Regions from separate parts of the Homo sapiens genome. Here region 1 is linked to region 2. A link is a loop called in an ENCODE intact Hi-C map of the cell type or tissue named here. Cell type or tissue: GM12878. All regions are shown on one strand. Each heading gives the region's core, and the rest is flanking DNA. Links, peaks and the distances in the headings are about the cores only.

Region 1 (2,923 bases), core at 128-2,627, 62 kb after region 2:
CCAAAAATTAGCTGGGCATGGTGGCAGGCGCCTGTAGTCCCAGCTACTTGGGAGGCTGAGGCAGGAGAATGGCATGAACCTGGGAGGTGGAGCTTGCAGTGAGCTGAGATCGTGCCACTGCACTCCAGCCTGGGCGACAGAGCGAGACTGTCTCGAAAAACAAAAACAAAAAACAAAAAACAAAAAAACAAAAAAGAAAAAGAAAAACTAGCGAGGACACAAGATAGAACCAGACTTAAAAATACACAAAAGTGGTTATGGCTGATAATGCTTTGATTTTGAAGACACTGAGCAACCCACAGAGCCTCAACCCATCTCCACCAGCCTCGCTGGCATTTGAGAGGATGTGACTGATTTCTTTGTTCCACACTAAATGTGCCCCTTGGAAGGGGCAATTCATTATACTTTATTTTAAACTCATACCATTGTGGGTAGGATGTTTTCATTTATAAGTTTACCACTTTCATTTTATTTCTAAATAGGCAGTCATACCAAACTATTTGTAAGGTCTTAAGGGGCCATACTGTGATCTCTGCTTTCAGAAAGGAGTCAGCAGGAATATTAAGAAATATACAATTTTACGACACAAAAGTAGGAAAGAAAAAAAGCAATACCTTAAGGTATTAAATTTATGCATATTTATACAGATAAGAGGTTTTCCCAAATGCCACCTGAGCCACTTGCTGGCTTTTGGACCTTAAACAAGTTGCTCAGCTTCTATGAGCATCAAGCTCTTCATCTGAAAAACAGGGTTAATAGAAGAACCTATTTCAGAAAGTTGTTGGGATGATTAAACAATATCATATTTGCAAAGTATTTAACATAGAGTCTGACATATAATGAACACAAAGTAAAGGTCAGTCATTATTGGTTATTTTACTCAAAAATGGGGAGAATTCAGATAATTAAAAAAAGTACAGAGGATAAGGCTGGAATTCCTGGAGGTAACATCAGCAATTTTCAATTTTTGCTAAGGTCTAGGTTACCTTAGCACTTTGCTATTTATAAGTCACAACAGACAGCATTTGATGAGAGCTTTCTTTATGGTTGGCATTGTTCTGCATTCTTTCTGTAAGTTTCCTCACATAATCCTTCCAGTGACCTCTGAATTAGATGCTATTATTGCATAACCATTTCACAGATAAGGAAACTGAGACATGGAACAAGTAAATAACTTGCCCAAGATAATAGACCTGCACAGGCAACGAATGGTAAACCCGAGATTCAAACTCTAGACACAGTCTGGGCGTAGGTACCATGCCCTCTGCCGGGGCACTATGTCACTGCTATTGTCAGCTGAAGCTCAAATGGCTGGTAGAGACATCAAATCCTGCTCAAGTTGCTGCATGTAGTCCTGCATTTGTGCAAAGTGTGTGTGGACCTCAGTGGGGGGCTTGTAGGGCTGTGTCCACTGAGACAGGCGACTCTTCCTAATCCACTGGCTCAAAGAAGACAGAGTTTTCAAATTCTCACAAGGACCATGCCTGGGCCAGAGTAGCCCCGGGGTCTCAGCTGTCCCTTCTTCACCTACTCTTCCAATGAAATCAGGCTCAGCAGCTTCCTCTACAGGCAGCCTTCTGTCCTCCATGCAGGTGTGCCTGGGAAAAGACTAATCATATGAAAACACTGGCCATGAGAATGGATGCCCTGGTCTCACTTGATCAAAGAAGAGAAAGCTGTTAATGTACTGGAGCACTCTTGCTGCGGAAATGAGTCACACCATAGAGCCTGGCTGCTGTGGCATCATACGGAAACTGTAGCAAAACTCAAGGGCCGCTCTGGAGTGAAGGAGAGCTTGGCTGATGGCCAGGAAAAGGTGAGGAGGGTGCCAGACCCCTAATAAAAGAGGCTTCACAGTCAAGCCTCTTGCTATAACTGTCTCTCCCACTTTCTCTTTTTAAAACTATTTTTCCTATTGTAAATAATACCATTAAATGAAGACTATTGTCTCTCCTTATGCACAAGAGACCCATTCAGAGCCATTAGCAGTAATGAAAGGGAAAAGCACACACAATCAAAAGGATGAGGGGAAGCAGGAGGTGGAAGAGGGTTGCGGTTGGGCTGAGTAAGGAAGGGCCCTGTGTGTCAAGCTGGCCTGGCCTCTTGGAAAATCCCATGTGGAACCTCTCCCATGGATAATACTGGTTACAAGGAAAAGGGGAGGCATAAAAAGAGAAGAGAAATGGAGCGAGCTGTGCTTGTGGCTTCTAATACTTTTGGGAGTTGGAAAAATAGGTAGGATGCTGATCCATGCAAACAGAAGAGTGGATCTGGTAACCAAAAGAACATAGCTTACATAGCCTTCAATCGGATTTAACTCCAATTAATCTTAGTTTTCCTGGGCAGCATTAGAATGAGTTTCTCTGACATTATGCAAGGTAGACATTTAATAAGATGGAAAGTCAGCTGCTTTTTTAAAAAAGACACTTTTTTTAAGGCTAGTGAGAAAATTAAAAGTTCTTTTAGAAATAGGAAATAGATTGTTGACAATGCTATAGATTTTTTTTTTGTTTTTTTTTTTTATAATCAGGCATCAAGACCAGATTAGCCAACCACAAAATTTTTCTCTTTAATTCTTAAAACACAGGTGATACATTTCTTTTGCAGGACAGTAAAGAATGACAGAGACAATAGGGTGTATTTGTTAAAAGAGAAGGCTGTGCGACAAGACTATATGGATCTGAATCATGTGTATTATTTCCTAATATGTAACCATGGGCAAGTTACTCAATCTCTCTGGACCCCAAATTCTCATCTGTAACTTGGAGAAATAGAAAATACTACAGAAAGTTGTTGTCTGGATTAAATGGTTTAGTATCAGTGAAGCACTTGAAAGAATACTTGGCACATTATAAATGCTCCACAAATATTTGCTGTTATTGTTAATCAATGACAAATAGAAGTCCAGCACCTCCCCATACAT
Region 2 (2,923 bases), core at 145-2,644:
TTACAAAGTGCCTTTACATTCATTTCTTCATATTATTAACATGATAACCTTATGCGGTAGAGACAAAAGAGATTGTTATTATCTTTGTTAGATTAGGAAATTGAGGTTTTGGAAATTCAAATGATGCCCACCATCCTACAACTCTGCAAGTAGCAGAGTTAGGATTTGATCTCAGATCATCTGAGTCTATAACTGGTTCCACTTTCCATCACGCTAAGCCACGTCAAGGTACTTGATGTTGGTGGAAGTTAACTTTACTTCCTACAGTGTGTGAACAAAGCTATGACAGAAACTGAGTTAATAAGTTGAATTATATGGTGTCAAAGTTTTCTTTCAACCTACAGTATGCTGTGTTTCTGGAGCACTTTGGAATGTTTAGTCTGTGCTGTGAGGAATACCAAGATCCCAGCAAAATCCGTCTTTCTTCTCCCTTACAAATGCTAGAGGTATTTTTCACAGGGGCTCTGGTTCCCAATCAGCTAGGAGAGGAAGGAGACATACAAATCTGCCATGGAAGAATGTAAACCAGAAAACTAAATTTGTGAACCCATATAGCTCATTAGCATTATAAATTACTCAATTAAGGAAGGATAGGAAATTTCCCCAAGATGTCTTAGAAAATCAAATAGTTACCTAAGAATTTTGAAGGAAAATTGATGGACTAAAATGAGTTCTTAATATAGCTATAGGATTGTTGCATTCTCTAAATCCTTGAATTCAATCTTGTTCAACTTAATTCCTCACCTAACTGGTGATGGGTGGTGAAGGAGTGAAGAGGGATAGAGGAAGATGCAAGCTGTCTCAGTCTCCAATTCTGGGTGAAAGCAAATGACTTGATAAAACATAATCACAAAAAGAAAATTAGACTTTTTGGACTCTCATCCTTCTATCTTTCAATTAGTTTGTTGGCAGGGCAAAGTATTGTGTTGCCAAAGTCTTTGTACGTTGGTCAGTAACGTCTCTCTCTTTCTCACTCTCTCTCTCTCTCTCTCTCTTTGTTTCTCTCCTTTCTCTCCCTCTCTTATTCTTAAAAGAAAATGTACATGGTTGCAGGGCACTGTTGCCAAAATTCATATTCAGTTGGTAAATCTATAACTATTTAAGATTCCTAATCTGTTTTCTTGTTTTTATGTTCATTCTTGCTTTTTCTTTTACTTCGTAACGATATGCCTTTAAAAAATACCTTTCAAGGGTCTCTGAAAGTAATTTGACATGGTTCCGAATCCCACTACTTTTCTTTTCCTAGAGAAGTTTCACGTGGCTGATGCTTTATTGTTTCATGTTACTTGCTAGTTATTTGACTTTGACAGAGCTGGGTTATGGATTCAAGGGAAGGAAAGAGTAAAAGAACAAAAGGAGTCTAATTCATGCTTGAGATTCTGTCTTCCCAGTGGGACTATGTTTTTGTTTGTTCTTCACAGGAATGATGAATACTGATCAGACTAAATTTAAGACCCACAGGGAAGTTGTATGTACTATAAAATTCTCTGGGTCCTGAACAGGGTAACACACTTTATGATTTCAAAAAGTACTGATGAATCTCAGTAAAGACTAGGGGAATTTTTTTAAAAGCAAAGTAAATAGGAAGCCGCAGGGACTGGAGTTCCCTCTCATTTCTCACTTTCTGTTTTCTCTTAACTCTTTATAGCCCCTACTCACGCAACATTTCTCTAGGGAGATGCACAATCCCCAAGGTGATAGCAAAAACAAAAATGACACTCAGTGAGCTTTCAGAGTAAACAAAAGCTGTGCTTGTGTACAAAATTTGTTTTATTGGCCCAGTTTAACAATCTTCTTTCACATAGCCCTGTGAATAGCAGGAATCAGGACATGACTCCTGGAATCCAAGACTGTCTTGTGAAATCCTGACAAGGAAAGCAATTAGAACTTTCAATTCTATCTGGTTTCACCACATGCATATAGACATGGCAGTATCATAAAATTATAAACTAGTTGATGTAAGGCTACACAGATGTAAATACATACTTAAGGTGAACTGTGGATTACAAGGAATTATGTTATGCTTGTTTTTTGTTAAAAAAACTGGAATGTTGAATAATAAATTGTAACATATGCCTGTATATATTGATATTATTTTTATAGTCACTTTCAGAGGACAAATTGATAAACATTAATTAATTTGAATGGGCCACAAGAGATTAAAAAGCTAAAGCATGACTTCTTCACTTTAGTTTTATTTTTTTCTTCTTTGGCAGCAAGGAACTCAATATAGTACAGTATAGTATAGTGTAGTGTACTATATACTATAGTATACAGTATAGTGTGAGTTTATACCAGAGTCAGCAAAGTTTTTCAGTAAAGGGCCAAATAATAAACTTTATAGGCTTTGCAGGTCATATGGTCTCTATCTGAACTACTCAAGTCTGCCATTGTAGTGCAGAAGATACCATAGACAATACATAAATAAATGAATGTAACTGTGTTTCCATAAAACTTTATTTATAAAAAAAAGATGGCTACACACCCATGGGCCATAATTTGTCAACCCTATCTACCCGTGGTCTACAGACCATAGCATGGAGGAAAATGTCTTATCAGTTTTTGGTACTAATACAAAAGGAAAGTCTCCATAGTGTTGTAGTTTATATAATCTGAAGTAGAACCATTTAGTTAATTCTTCATCTGTAACATTACTACCTAGAAGGACTAGTAGCCTGAATATCTTCCCATTTACCAGTAAGTAAAGTAAGACTATATTGAACATGTATAGAGTAAGGCATTGTGCTTCTTCCTATGAGGAAACAAATGCATATGAGATAAACTCTAGATCACCCCAAAATGTGCAGACTGGTTAGAATTTTAAGGGACTAATCCCTAACTGCAAGGCAAGATAGAGTATGAAAAATGTCACCTGTAAAAGTATTGATAATGAATTATATATAAATCCAGAGAAAGTAGAAGT

The links. A loop is a pair of places that touch in the nucleus more often than their neighbours do. Peaks named below come from ENCODE experiments on the same cell type or tissue, not always from the same donor. Only the 100,000 strongest peaks of a DNase experiment are listed, where the experiment ranks them.
Region 1: a loop joins it to region 2, with 5 times the contacts of the local background. A loop is called at or near these places in 2 of 110 quality-filtered maps.

The regions. Positions count from the first base shown.
Region 1 is chr6:51,397,357-51,400,279 of GRCh38, reverse strand. It overlaps LOC105375085 (a long non-coding RNA gene), which reads left to right. Exons shown (of 3, transcript XR_926868.1): 3 at 1,593-1,959. Among named protein-coding and RNA genes, the nearest start is that of TFAP2B, 580 kb to the right of the region's middle. In GM12878, for the core only: a CTCF peak has its summit at 1,282; a DNase peak (open chromatin) is centred at 1,729.
Region 2 is chr6:51,458,978-51,461,900 of GRCh38, reverse strand. No RefSeq gene overlaps it. Among named protein-coding and RNA genes, the nearest start is that of PKHD1, 630 kb to the left of the region's middle. In GM12878, for the core only: no CTCF peak of the experiment used is centred there; a DNase peak (open chromatin) is centred at 1,680; H3K27ac peaks cover 1,481 bases.